Regions from separate parts of the Mus musculus genome. Here all the other regions are linked to region 2. Evidence: chromatin contacts called from ENCODE Hi-C or POLR2A ChIA-PET data. All regions are on one chromosome and are shown on one strand. Each heading gives the region's core, a stretch centred on a gene start or an enhancer-like site at or near the end of the contact. The rest is flanking DNA. Distances are from core to core; before and after follow the strand shown.

What was found. Hi-C counts contacts between places; a loop is a spot of excess contacts on that map. ChIA-PET counts read pairs that join two places held with the same protein, here RNA polymerase II (POLR2A).
Region 1: POLR2A ChIA-PET joins it to region 2 with 27 read pairs in Patski. The contact joins the promoter of 4930542C21Rik here to the promoter of Gsk3b in region 2. A Hi-C loop is called at or near these places in 1 of 37 maps with a recorded cell type or tissue (v-Abl transformed pro-B cells). POLR2A ChIA-PET finds 5 or more read pairs at or near these places in 5 of 5 experiments (Patski and embryonic stem cell).
Region 3: a loop to region 2 is called in a map of heart, with 5 times the contacts of the local background. The contact joins the enhancer-like site here to the promoter of Gsk3b in region 2. A Hi-C loop is called at or near these places in 14 of 37 maps with a recorded cell type or tissue (adrenal gland, gastrocnemius, heart and 2 more). POLR2A ChIA-PET finds 5 or more read pairs at or near these places in 4 of 5 experiments (Patski and embryonic stem cell).

Annotation. Positions count from the first base shown.
Region 1 is chr16:38,014,621-38,019,530 of GRCm38, reverse strand. It overlaps 4930542C21Rik (RIKEN cDNA 4930542C21 gene), which reads right to left and starts at 2,208. Exons shown (of 4, transcript NR_040565.1): 1 at 1,946-2,208.
Region 2 is chr16:38,085,855-38,090,807 of GRCm38, reverse strand. Gsk3b (glycogen synthase kinase 3 beta) reads right to left here and starts at 1,807. Exons shown (of 11, transcript NM_019827.7): 1 at 195-1,807. The coding sequence starts at 282. BC031361 (cDNA sequence BC031361) reads left to right here and starts at 1,548. Exons shown (of 1, transcript NR_033221.1): 1 at 1,548-4,953.
Region 3 is chr16:37,991,759-37,996,220 of GRCm38, reverse strand. It overlaps Gpr156 (G protein-coupled receptor 156), which reads right to left. Exons shown (of 10, transcript NM_153394.2): 8 at 3,985-4,221. Among named protein-coding and RNA genes, the nearest start is that of Gm36225, 5.7 kb to the right of the region's middle. Within about 2 kb of position 1,350, at least 2 of the 3 ENCODE cell types and tissues checked have a DNase peak (open chromatin) inside an H3K27ac peak, as active enhancers do; they include gastrocnemius and heart, where a contact is called at or near this core.

The sequences.
Region 1 (4,910 bases), core at 959-3,458, 72 kb after region 2:
ACCACACTCCTGTGATTCTGTGATTTTGTGATCCTGGGTGTGTTAGAACGCCTGAGAGTGGAACTTCCTCTGGGTGTTGTGGGGCTAGCTGCAATTTGTGCCCAAGGTGCAGACTGGAAGGACAAAGTGAATTTTAGACTATTCAGAGAGATCCATAGTGGAAGCCCTGTCTCAAAATAAATAAGTAAATATAGCCAGGTAGTGGTGGCACCCACTTTTAATCCTAGCACTCAGGAGACAGAGGTAGGCAAATCTCTAAGTTTGAGACCAGTCTGGTCTACAGAGCAAGTTCCGGGACATTCAAGGGTGAAATTCTGTCTTGAAAAACCACAAACAAACAAACAAACAAGCAAAAAACCAAAACAAGAAAACAAACAAACAAAAAACCCTTAAAAATAAATAATAAAAAACAGAATAAAAAAAAACTGCATCCCTGATCTAAAGGTTTGTTTATTCATACTTATGAGCATTGATGCTGGCTGTTGCTTAGGGCTTCATTTGGACCTCTTTGTGGCTTCTCTGTGGGGCTTGAGTTTCCTTACAACATAGAGCTATGTCCCAGGACCAAGTGTTCAGAAAGAGCCATGCAGACAGAAGTTCCATGTTTTGAAATTTATTTTACCTAAAAAGTTGGCAAGTGTTACTTAAACTGTACTCTTTGTTTTAAAATTTTATTTATTTGTTATTTAATTAGTGTGTGTATATACTAGTCAGAAGGCGACTTTGTGAAGCTGGTTCACTCCTTCCGCTGGTTAGGACTGAGGGACTGAGGGACTGAGGGACTGAGGGACTGAGGGACTGGGGGACTGGGGGACTGAGGGACTGAGGGGTTGCTTTCAGATTGTTAAGACTTGGCTACAAGCACCTTTACCCACTATCTGGGCAGCCACACCCCCATTCTTTGTTGAGGCCTTCACCAAGGCCCACTAAGGCCCAGAGAGGAGGAGTGTGGCAAGGTTCTAGGAATATTGTTGAGATCATTAACGAAAAGGACAACCATTTCTACTGACCGTGTGCTATGGGGTGATGGAGTTTCCCCCAACACCTTTTATTTTCCTCTTATATCGTTCACATGGAGTATTTCAAAATTCTTACCCTACACAGTATTTACTCTCTGCAAGTATTTACCTCATTTTGTAACCTCTGGTCTTGGATCCAGGGCAGAGGAGTACACAAGCTCCTTTGTCCTAGTCCTTTGTCAAGCCTGATTTCCTAGAGCAAAAGATCAAAGTCATGTCATCACAGGCTGCTGCGGCTGCAGGAGGCTCCCAGGAACTCCCCTGGGAAGGTGTAGCTCAGGGCCTTTCTCTGGGGAGGCCACTAAGAGCCCAGGATTGTTCTGAATCAGCAGCATGGCAGCTTACCGGCTGGCTGCTTTTCTTACAGCAAGCAGTTGGAGAGAAACAGTCTTTACTTGTTCTGCTCGGTTCTAGTTGACTCACCTCAGGTTTGTGAAGCACTTTCTAAAAGTCATTCTTGGGTTTTTGCTCGGTGCCCACACTGACTCTGATGTCAAACAAATTGCAGTTGAGTAGAAAAAATGCATGTGGGCCAGGACTCTTCTCTCTGGGCATCAGAGCTGGGACATCTGATTGCTGCTTTCCGTGACAGTCCCTTTATGTGTCGGAGCAGATATGAGTATGTGCATGAAGTAACACTCATGTGGACAACCCAGTACAACACGGGGCAATGGTTCTTTCCGAGTGGCCTTTACCTAATGAGTTATCCCCACCCGTGTCTGGGGAGACTTTTGTTGAACAGTCTTAGTGATGGAAGACAACATGGGAGGCATGCCTTCAAGGGTCTTTAAATGTCCCATGGGGAGACTCTCTGCTGACTAGATTAAGAAACCCTATCTGTGCCTCTAGGGGACCATCCTAGCACACAGTGGAACCTCAATTCGTGAATGAAGGTGAAATCACATTGTGCTACCAGCCCTGCTTACCTCTCACACCCATGGGTGTTCTCCCTCTGGGTTGTTGGGTCCTGAGTTTTTAATTGTTGGTCCAGTGACGATCATTAAGTAGAGGGTCCAGTTTGGTGTAGGACTCTGGTAACTTTGCTGAAGAGGAATAGTGGAGAGACACTTGGCTGAAAGTTCTCTTGTTCCTACTTCGTTTGGCAACTGAGAGGCTAAGCTGGTGGCTCCCCATCAGCCTCTGCACCCTGATGAGAGATCTCAGGCTGAAGGTACAGTTCCCTCCTTCCTGGTGTTCCCTCCCCTCCTGAGAGCCAGGCCTTCTCCATGACTCATGGAGTTGCCGTAGAGATAATTCTTAGGTCAGAAGCAGTGGGCCATTGATTAGGGAGTAGTAGAGCAATGACTATTCCGAAACAAGTCTCCTCTCATCATGCAAATACCCTTAATTAAGAAACCCAGAGTCAGGCTCTGTGTCATGGAAACATAATTTCCTTTGACTCAGAGAGTTCCAGGAACTGCTGTAGGCTATGAACCTTTTTTAGTGTCCTGGGTGAAAACAGCTTTACCCTTTCATTGGTTCTCTTGGGCAAACTTGAATTCAGCTCAACATTTAGGAAGTCTCCCCGAAGTGTTATGCACAGCCGTAGTGATTCATTCGTGAGAGGAAAGACGTGTGAATCAGTGTAGGGAAAAGATGGCCCGTTACAGTTCAAGGAGACGGGTCTTTCCTTGCGTCCCTCGGAGAATCCAACTGGTTTTCTTTGGAACCCGGAGACAGTAAATTTTGCTTGTTTAAGCCACCCAGTCTTTATATTTTTTAAAAAAATAATAACCATAGCATACTCATAGGACATTTAGTGGCTCTGTAAAATCTAGTGGGGGAAATTCTGGGTGGACATAATGTAAGTTTTATTTGTGTGGTTTTCATTTAATAGAAATTTGATATGTTTACTGATCCATTTGTTTGATCATCTACTCTCCTCCCCTTTAACCTACTTTATTATTATTTTATATTGTATTCATCACTGCTGGAAATAACATTTATCTTTTGCTTACCCCTCACTGTTACTTTGCTAGTTTGGTGACAGATGTATTGGAAGTAATTGCCCAACAAAAATTTAACCTTCCTTGTTTATCCTTCAACTCAGTGTTTTAAGCACCTTTCCACTGTGTGCACAGCGTCCCATGCTCATGTCAGGGCAAGAAAGAATACAAGGAACCTCTGAAGAATCTGAGATTCCATGCACCTGTGAGAGACTATGTGTTAGATAACATTCTCTCACTGTTAGCATTCTGTCTAAACTCTGACCCACAGTTACCTGGCAACAGCCAGGTATGCTTTTCCCTACAGTTACCAGGCAACAGCCAGGTGGGCCTGGACCAATATAAAAGGGGCTCCTCCTCTCTTTTGCTCCCTTGCTCCCTCTTGCCCTCTTCCTCTCTCTCCCCTCTCCCTTCTCCCCTCTCTCTCCACATGCTCATGGCCAGCCTCTATTCTTCTCCTCTACTTCTCTCTCTCTACCTTTCTCTGCCTCCACTACCCCCTTAACTCCCCTCCCCATGCCCTAAAAACTCTATTCTATACTATACTGTCCTGTGGCTGGTCCCTCAGGGGTCTTGGCATGAGCCCGCCAAAACATCTCCTCCCCCCGCCCCCCCCACCTCACCACACCCCAATAGAACACATCTCATACCTCTTTATCTTTTTATAAGCACATCATTGGCACAGCATGCTGGAATTATATATTTCTGTTATTCCAGTGCTTGGGAAGTGCAGACAAGAGACTCATAAGTGAAAATCATCTTCCTCTGTGCACAAAGTTTGAAGACAGCCATGGCTACATGAGACCCACACCCAACCCAAACCAACAGCCACAACCAACAAAACAGACCGATGGGCTAGAGAGATGGCTCAGTGGTTAAGAGCACTGGCTGCTTTCTCAACGAACCCCAGTTAGGTTCTTAGAACCCATGTCCGGTGCCTCACCTGGTAACTCCATCACCGTGAGATTCAGTGGCCTCTTATGGGTCCCACAGATACTAGCAAGCACATATACCACACAGAGACGCACACACACTCACACAGACTAAAAACTAAAGAATATACTTATCATAACCCAAAGTGTACTCTGTCTCATCACTTCGGAGGTTCAGGTTTATAATTGATTGGTCATCGATTCTTAGCATTTGGTGGGAGTGCAATACTATAATGGTGGAGATCACAAAACCTGTTGCCCCTTGGTCAAGAAGCAAGAGAAAGTTGGAGAGGAAGTGACAAGGGTCTATTGTTGTTTTCAATGACATGTCACCACAGCCTACTGTCCTTCTGGGTTTACCTCCTGAAGGTTCCACCAGCTTCCCACAGTGCCACATGGCACCAGCAGGCTGCACAATCACTCGGTAACTATGCCAGGGCAAGAGAAAGATGGCCTTAGGCCAGGATTTGGCAAAGCCTAGAGCTGGAGATGACAGGTGAAACCCATGGGATCAGAGGCAAGGCTCAGAGGATCTCAATTCTGTCTTCTCATTAACTTGTCCTTGAAAACATTAATCATAGAACGTCAGGACCCAGGGCATCTGAGGATCTACAGTCAGAGACTAGAAGGTAAAAATCCTTCCGTGCAGGATTGATGACTTTGGCTTCAGATTAGATTCCGGTCATGAGGGTTAAGTTCTGTAGTTCCATGGGAAAATGTAATCACAATAAAATAAACATCTAGCTATGTTTTAGTGGATGGACAGCCTCTCCTCAGAGTGAAAGTGCCTGCTTGTCACATCGCAGGACGTGCCAAGGGACTTGTGTGCTGTTTCTTCTAGTGTTTACTGTATCATAGGCCAGGACAATCTTCAGGATTAATCTTGTTATACCCTCTCCCTGCCTTTTTAAAATTCTGTTTTCTGTAACTGTTCATAGATAGGAACCCATTTGGGTAGGTGTTTAGTTGTTGTCTAAGGACGTTGGAGAAATTGGGTCCAGGATTTTTTAGGT
Region 2 (4,953 bases), core at 558-3,057:
TGAGGCGGGGGGAGGGGGTACGGGAATGGGAGGAGGAAAAGGAGCCTGCCTCTTCTTGACTCAAGGCTGGTTTTGCCCTTTTCCACGACCACTGACTGTTCTATCAGGTCTGTTAGTGTAAGATCCTGGTATTTCGAGGTTTCTTATCTAAATGGTAAGGTGGAGGAAGGGTGTAAAATAAAATCGATACTCACTGCTAACTTTCATGCTACCAAAAGCTGAAGGCTGCTGCACTGGCTTGCAGCTCTCCGCAAAGGAGGTGGTTCTCGGTCGCCCCGACATGATGGCTCTTCTTGAATCACCTTTTCCTTCCTTAATCCTTTTCTTCCTTTTGTTTTATGTTAGGGTGCTAGGTTAATGATAAATGCAGCATTAAGTTCTCCCGCAAGAAAGAGAAAGAAAGACTTCGTTCTCTTGGCTTTTCACTCCTTTTGTATAGCTATTTAAGAAGAAGGAAAAAAAAAAGGAGCTATGTATTTCTTCAAGACAGATCGGTACGGATATTTAACACATAGATGATTTAGAGCTGGGAGAAAAATACAATTCTTTCACCTCCCTTTCCTGGAAGAGGAGAAAAAGGGTGGAGTGGAATCCTTAAAAATATATATATATCACGTGAACGAGGGCAAATACTTGATTGAAAATAAGTACTCTGAGTATTATATTTTTCCTCGGGGATTTTTTTCCGAGTCAATGAAGAAGGGAAGCGGCGGAAGGATCACGAGCCTCACGCTTGAAGAGAAGGGGGATGGGAAGGAGGGAGGAGATGGCTCGGAGATGCGACGGCAAACGCTGCGGCTCCGGCAGCAGCGGGATCCGGCGGTCTGACGGCGGCGGCGGCCGGGTGAACCGGAGGGCAGCGCAGTCGCGAGTCAGCGGCGGGCGGTGGCGGCGGCTCCTCTCCTCATTGCGCCAGGAGCAGCTGCAGGCGGTGGCTGGATCCAGCGGCCATGGCGGCAGCGGCGGCGGAGGCAGCTCCCTTCAGACCCCAGGCAGCGGCTCCCTGACTGCTCCCCATACGCCGGGGACATGGGAACCAGGCAACCGCTTCCGTCCCTCGGGGTCCCCTCCCCCGTCCGTGGCCCCGGCACGGCCGGCCTCCGCCCCTCGCCTTTGCTCAGCGGCTGCTCGGGAAGTGTCCGCGCTGTGCCCGGAGCCCGAAGCCCTGTCAGCGGCTGCAAGGCCGGCTCCTCCTTGCTGCCTTCCTTCCTTTGTCACTCGGCCCAGGCGGCGGCGACGGCGGCGACACAAGCCCGCATTCGGCCGGGTCGGGGGCTGCTCTGTGCGAGGCGCGCCGTCTGCGCAGCCGCCTAGCCCTTCCCCACTCCCCCTCCCCCTTCCTACTCGTCCTCCGCCTCCTTCCTCCCCCACCCAGCCCTTACACCGCCCAGCGCCCCGCCGCCCGCGTTACAGGCGTCTGGGAATCGCTCGCCGAGCCCGCGCCCGCCAGCTTCGGCTGTAGAGCCGAAACCCAAGCCGGAACCAATCAGAGACGTCGCTTGCTTGCAGCTCCTGCCGGAAAAAGCCGAGCGACCTGGATAACCAATGAGGAGACGCCGCTGGGAGACCACGCCCCAGCAACGAGGAATGCCGAAGGTAGCCGAACAGAAGGGAAGAGGGTTCTCCTTGTCCTGTGGCTGGCTAGAGAGAAGAGTCGACAATAGCGACAGTGGCCAATCAGAGCTGTTGGCCCTCAGGGAAAAGCCTCAAGAGTTAAGGACGGCGAAACTCCCGAGTCGCGGGAGGAACTGCACGGCTGGGCGCCGCGCCCGTTTCCTCATTGGCTGGACAACTCCGCTGGGCGTGTACCTTTCTCGGTGATTGGTGAAGGGAAGGGGGCTTCCGAGGACATCGGGCCAGTCAGAGCCTCCCCTCCCTCTTTGAGGCGGGGAGAAGAAGAAAGCGGAGGGAGGGCACCTATAAAGTGCCATCTCATTGGTCTGCAGCGTCGAGCTGGAGCGCGGGGGGAGGGGAGCTTCGAAAGGGAGAAGGAGGGTGCAGGAGCCCGTGGCGGCGGCCAATAGGCGCTCACTGCTGTGCAATCGCAAGACCTAGCTGCAGTGGGATTGGCCTCGGGTGGTCCCTAAGCGGGCGGACGGGATGAGTGGTCGGCCTGCATCTGCTTTCCGAGCCGACGCTCGTGCTGGCTGTGCAGCCCGGTCCGACAATGCTGCGGTCGGAGGGTCGGGCCCCGAGCGCTCTAGTGGGGCGTGAGGCCGTCCCCATTCCCGGGAGCTCCGCGGGGCGCGGCTTACCAAGTGCGCCCGAGGCTCCCCACCGCGCGTGCTGAGCCTATGAGAACGTCTATTCTCTGAAAGACGTAGGGCGCCGTGGCCGGGGCCGAACCCTCTAGCGCTTAAATGGGAACAAAGCTTCCAGAGAAGGAGAGCCTCTGGGCAGCCGCGCCCGCCCATCGCGGGGGGCCGCTGATCTCGTGGGGGGGGGGGGGGGAGCCCTTTGCAGCAGGCGCACAAGGCCAGACCAGGCCTTCTGGAAACGCCCCCGAGAGATGAGCTCATGCTAGATGAGCGCGGTCCATGGGCGCGACTGTCCAGCGCAAAAGCAGCCCCGAAAACAGGTGAGGGGAAATGTGGTCAGGACAGTACCTCGAATCCTAGGAGGAAGCTCAAGTCAGAATTGCTCGCAGCAGTTTTTAGTGTTATTGGATGATCAGCACACTGCTGCCTAAGTAGGTTTCACATGTAGTCCAGCGTCCATTGTTCTACAAAGGAGACCATTGCCTTGGTCCATCCGAGAGCTGTGTGGCGTGGCTACTACGACTAGAGTAAGTTAGAGTGGACACTGGCAATCCTGACTGTAATCCCGTGATACTTGTAATACCCACCCGCATAGTCATCTCTTTCTGTTGAGATGCTATCTCCAGAAAGCACATGTAAAAGTACACGTACTTGATCAGATTGCTTAGCTATTGCTTTAAAATCTGATGAGGGACTTGGGACAGAACAAAGTAAGCTTTGAAGGGAGCCAGTAAAGGTCTGGATAGTGTTTGCAGACTCAGATGTCTGTAGAGGCCTGGCAAATAAAGCGAATGACACCGGCCTGGTGGAAGACAATAGGAATGTTAGATGATGTGGAAACGGGAGTTCCATCCATGCCCTTAAGGGGGTCCACCATTAAAATAATCGTATTCTCCTTTTTTTTTTTTTTTAATTACCAAAACCATAACGTTGAAGTTTTATGTGTGATCTCTAAATCTGACGTGTTGGCAACCGATATGCCGAAACCACGTAGACCAACAAAGTAAAAAATCCCAGGAAAATGTGCCCGACAGGCAGCCAATTTGTAATCTCATTCCTTATCGGAGACTTTATGCCTCAAGTGCAGAAGAGACTCTTGTTCTTCACAATTAAAATCGTCTATAAGGTAGCCCGATGCCATGGGGGAGGGTAAAGAATCTTAAAAGCAGCCGCCTTGCTTGGCAACTTTGTCATTTGAATGGTGCCTCTCCATGCTATTATGAAAGACCTTTGCCACTGTTCCTAAACTGCTGTGGTGCAGAACTTTAAATCCTCCCTACCTAATTATACCAGCAGGAAGGTAAATAACAAGGGTTTAGTTTGCAGAAACTGGCAACGTGGCTATTCTTGTATATAAAACTAGTTCAAAAATAGCCTACCTTAGGGTTTTGATTAGTAACTTTTTTGTTGCCTTCAGATATTTTTAACTCAATTGAAAAAAATCTTTTCATAGGAAAAAAATACATATTTCAGTCCACAAATAGGACTTGGAGAAGGAAAAGTTTATTTAATAAAACACAGAACAGCCAGCCAGGTGTGGTGGGGCACACACTCTTTTAATCCCAGTACTGCAGAGGCAGATGAATCACTGAGTTCAAGACCAGCCTGATCTACATGAGTTTCAGGTGGGGGTCGGCCATATGGACCCCACAGACATACTGAAACTTAACAGTCAGTACTGGTTTTCTGACTTTGAAAACCTCTCATTTTGCCTTCCTACATGGTGAGGACTACTGGGAAAAGTATTAGTGCGCCTTGAAAGTTAACTCATTTTTGCAAGACCCACAAAGTTAAGGCAGCAGAACCGGGGTTCACATCCCTTGTTCTTTGCCTCTACTCCACAATTCTCTCTTGGTACAGTCCCCACATCCCCCAGATTCTGCTAAAGTGCTAGCTGTAGAAGCCTGACTACCTAAATTCAGTCTGCAGAATGCACCTAAAGGCCAAGGAGAGGGCCAAATCCATTAACTTGTCTTCTGGCCTCCACGTCTGTACATCATGGCACATACCAGTCACACAATAATAGTAAAAGGCAGATAGCTTACTCACCCAAGAGTTCCCCCGTTTGGCTAGACTGATTGGCCAGTGAGCTCTAAGAATCTACCTGTCTCTGTCCCCCAATTTTGGAGTGGTAAGCACCCCAGCTTTTATGTGGGTTCTAGAAATCTAGACCCTGGTCCTCACACTTTAACCACTGAGACATATCCCCAATCCTAGAATACCTACTTTTATTTATATTGTTTTAATTGAATGGCTATAGGGTGTTTCTTCTGTATGTATATCTATGTTTGGTACCTACAGAGGCATCAGATCCTCTGGAACTGTAGTTGCTGACAGTTGTAAGCTGTCATGGGGATGCTGGAATTGAACCTGGATCCTATGAAAGAACAGCCAGTGTTCTTAACCACTGAGCTATCTCTCCAGGCCCGAGAATATACAATTGGCTGTTTGAGAGCTGGCAGAGTGGCCTGTCAGGCAAAAGTACCTGCTGCCTAACCTGACGACATGACTTGCATGCTCAGAACCGACATGGTAAAAGGACAGACTCAGCCCATGCAAGTTCAAGAACAAGCCCACACGTGGACACACAACAACAACAGCAACAATTGTAAATGTAATTTTTAAAACCTGCCATTTGAGTTGCTGACTTGATTTTCATTTAAAAAAAAGTAGTTAATAAATTTTGGCTTGGGGT
Region 3 (4,462 bases), core at 101-2,600, 94 kb after region 2:
GGAGCTGGGATGGAGAGAGGGAGGAGGGCCAGAGAAGGTGGAAAGAAAGAGAAGGAAGGGCAGCCATTAGAATGCCCCATTGCTGGGTCTGAAAGGGAAGGAAGGGCCTTAAAGAAGGCAAGTAGTCTTTAAAAGCTGAAATAGTCAGGAAATGGAGTCCCCCCTTTTCTGAAAAAAAAAAAAATTGTAGATCAGGTGATACCTTGGTTTCAGTCAAATAAAGCCCATTTTTGATACTTGCCCTACAGAACTGCAAGATACTACATTTGTTCTGCTCAAAGCCATTGGCACCTATTAGAGCAGCCACAGGAACTCCTGTGGGAGTACAGCGTCATCTGTAACAGGCCACGCCGTGCTCCTAGAAGCTCAGAGCTGCAGAGGATCCAGGGGATCCCAGGTTGGTTCCCAGCACAGGAATGGTGGCTCGCAACTGTCTGTTCCGTTCCAGGGGATCTCGTACTCTGTTTTGGCTTCTGTGGGCACCAATAATGCACCTGGTACAAAGACATACATGCAGGCAAAACATTCATACACATAAAAAAATACAAATAAAGTCGACTTTAGCAAAGAGGCAAGATGGCACAGTGGGTAAGGATGCTTGCTGCTAGGCCTGGTGACCTGGGTTCAATCCCAGAGACCCCCCCCCCCTAGTGGAAGGAGAGAATTAACTTCTCCTTTGAGTTGCCCTCTGGTCTCCATCCACGCCCATGGCATGTACACACATCATACGCCCATGCACATATACGTATGCATATGCACACACACATACACACAAGTAAAATAATTTTTAAAATGATAAGATGAAAAGGGATATTCCGTCCTTGGAGCTCCTCCCACTATTGGGAGCTCTTTCTCATATTTTGTCTTATCTCTTCCGATCTGCTTGCTGCTATTCTCTCAAGACTGTCCTCCAACGCTCGTTTGATGTGAAGATGCCACAAGTTTTAGCAAAGTCTGGGGAGGCTTCCAAAGCATTCAATGCACATTGTAATTCTTCTTATGAATACTCCCTATGAGACTTAAGGAGGCGAAGGGCCCTGTGCTTCACCACATGTCCACAGTGGCTAAGATGTGACCAAAGGATACCTGAATAAGTGAAGGAAGCTTTTCTGTACAATTCTCCAGTCTTGTGGTTCCTAGATAAAGGGGACAAATCCTAAGTGTGTCGTGTACGCTGGGCAGGAAAAGCAAATGTCCTTGGAATTTTGTCTTTCGGAACGGAATGGAAGGGTGGGGGATGGGAGTTGGGGGATGGGTCACGCTCAGGTCGCAGAAGCAGGGGTTGTCTAATGGCTGGCGATGACCTCAGCGCTTGGCATCAGATACACCCAGGCATTTCCTGACAGCCCATGTGTGTACAAGCTTTTTGCCTTATATTCGCTTCACCCTGCTCTCTAGCGCTGCCTAGAGACGCTTCTAAGTCACAGCAGATCTGAAGGCTCTGGCCAGCCGGGGACTCATCTCCCTGCAGCTACCAACCGATCCTCTCCCAGGTTCCCTGGGACACTCCCATAATGTGCTCAGCTGTCTCACCGCCCTGGGGACTCAGTGTGAGTCTCACAAGGAAAGCCATGCTTCTGCCAAACATCTTTGGGCCAGAGATGAAATCAGTTTAGGGACAGACCTCGGTCATTTTTCTCTGATGAAAAGAACTTAGACCCTAAATCTACAATACTATAAGATATGGTTTAGTCTCATACCATGGTCAGTTTAAGAGGGAAAAGAGAGAGAGAGAGAAAGGGAGGGAGGGAGGAAGGAAGGGAGGGAGGGAGGGAGGGAGGGAGGGAGGGAGGGAGGGAGGGAGGGAGGGAGGGAGGGGAAGGAGGAAGCAGAATGCTTGTGTCTGAGGCTCAGGATGCACAGGGTTAGAGCGAGGAGCAGAAACCAAACTAGGACCATGCAGGGAGGTTGTGGATTCCCTCCATTTTCAAAGGGCATTTTGCTCAAATCAGAAAGCCTTTCCTTTAAAATTTCTTGGTGATAAGTTCTTTCTCCCCTTCTCCCCTTCTGCCTTCCTCCCCCCCCTTCCCTTCCTGTTTCCCTCCTCTCTCCCTCCCCCTCCTTCAGAGATGAACTTCGCCCCTAGACCGATTCTTCATATTCTTTATATTTTTTAATCAGTCTCTTATTTTTCTCTGTCTTTTGCTTCCTTCATTTCTTAGCTCAATACTTTTGTAGTGTCCAGATTGCCCACTCAGTGCTTCAGTTCAACCTAACATCATTTTTTTAAATCCCTGTTCAATATTTCATCATCTAAGACTAGATTCCTGGCCTTGTGGTTTACTTTTGTTGAAAAGAGGCAATGTCCTTGGAATCCTATTGACCAAGCAAAATAAATAGCTTGGAACATTTTCTACTGCGGAAGAAGGCATCGTCACGAAATCTTCAGAGGCTTGTTCACTTTTGTACCTGTGTGTTTTCCTTAAGAGACCTCTCCTCCTGAATGTATACCCTTACATGGAAGGAACTAGAGTCTCCTAGTGTAATAAATATAGTTTATTGATCATAAGCCGACTGCCATCACACCAGACATTACATATATTCAAGGCAGAGAGAACATAAAAGGGATATATCAACAGTCTCAGCCTGCTCCCCGTCGCCCCCAGGACAGTACAAAGTCTGTCTCTCAGAAGCCTTCTAGGCAACCTCTAGTGTTCCAAATGATGTTCTGGGGACACCTCTAGCTGTAAGGGAGGCTGACAGAGCAAATGCTTAGTTCTTTTCTAGGCAAACAAGAAAGGAAAGGAGCAGGGAAAGAAGTCTAGGAGGCCCAAAAGTTTCTCTTTGCCTCCCATCTCCCAGGAAGAAGGACCCCCACCCCCAGCCCCAACCCCTAGCCACCCCACACACACACCACCCCCACTCTTCCGGCATCCCAGACAATGAGCCTCTATTTCTAAGGGGCCTTCTTCAGCCCAGTTCCTACAACAACAAGATGCTGCAAAAGTTTCTCTGCTTATGGTACAAAGGCTGCACCCAGCCACAGAGACTCATGTAGATGCTCAAGTCCCCACCCCACCTCCTCCCGCCCCCCACCATGCTTATATTTGGTCGAATGTTTTGTTGAGAATTAGTGAGCAGAAAGGAGACTGGAGTGCCCATGCATCCGGAAGTTGACTGTAACCTTCTATCAGTCAGCAGTGGAATGAATCATTAGTTTTCACTCCAGGAAGGGGGATCAGAACGGGGCTAGCCTCAGGGGGAAGAAGAGCAGGAGAGAAAACGAAAACATCCAGTGGCTAGGTCGTTAAGGTGATGGATGAGGGCCTGCAGCCCATCAGCTCAGAAAACAACCACCAGCACTTCCCCTGGGCTTAAGGGTTCCTTCTACCTCTCTATGCCCGACCTCTGCTTCCGCCCTCCTTTATTTGATTTTATTCTTAACCTCTGCAATAGGAAATACATTAAAACCTCTCCCTTTCATAAAAAAGGAGATTCTGTGTTTCCCTCCAATAAGAAGAAAGGGAAAGCTTACTATGTAGCCAAGGATGGCCTTATCTCCTGCCTCCATCTCCCAGGTATTGAGATTATAGGGGCACACGACCACACCTGGCTAGGAAAACCATTCCCTGTCATGAAGCAGACATTTTTCTATGAACCTGCAATCCCAAATTAGAAAGGGGAGGGGGGGAAGGCTATTCTCTTGAAAGTTAGCCTGGGCTACACTGTAAGTTCCGAGGCTACGTATCAAAACATTTAAAAAGAAAAAAAAAGTCTTTTCTCTTAGACTAGTGAAAAAAAGAAAAAACTATCTCAAGGACTGAAAAGACACAAAAGAGGGGTTGATCAGAGTGGGGGCTGGGTGGGAAGTAGGGGTGAGGTCACCTCAAAAGACAGGCCCCACCATGGTAGTCCTCTTTGGCCTGACTAGGAAGCAGAACTTTCCTCTTCTAGGCACCGAGGAGGTGCAGAGGGGGCCCCAGCCCCTTCTTCTGACCACCCATCGTACCCCACGAAGAACCCTGGCCAGCACTCTGAGCATACCTGGGGAATGAAGACACAGCAGTTCACAGTGGTTGTGCAAACGAAGATACCTCCGGATGTGAGTCCAAAGACCAGATTGGGCCAGGAGTGCAGGTATCTGGTGACCACAAAAAGCAGCCCAGCGGTGAGGAGCAGGAGGTTGACCCCGACCATGATGGTTAAGGACTGGTTCACTGGAGGAGAGCTGACATGGTTGGTCAGGCCAGCCAGGTAAGCACCATACAGCAGCAGCAGCCCCTGCAGGAGGAGCAGGGACCAGAGGCACAGAAAGGGGGGACCACAGGTCACAGTAGTACCACTGGGGCCAGTGTCCTCATCAGTAACACTGGGCTAATAATATCTTTATTTTAAAAGATTTATTTATGTATGTATTTATTTTATGTATATGGGCACACTGTAGCTGTTAGTTCTGATAGTTGTGAACCATCATGTGGTTGCTGGGAATGGAGGTTGCTCGCTCTGGTCAGTCCTACTTGCT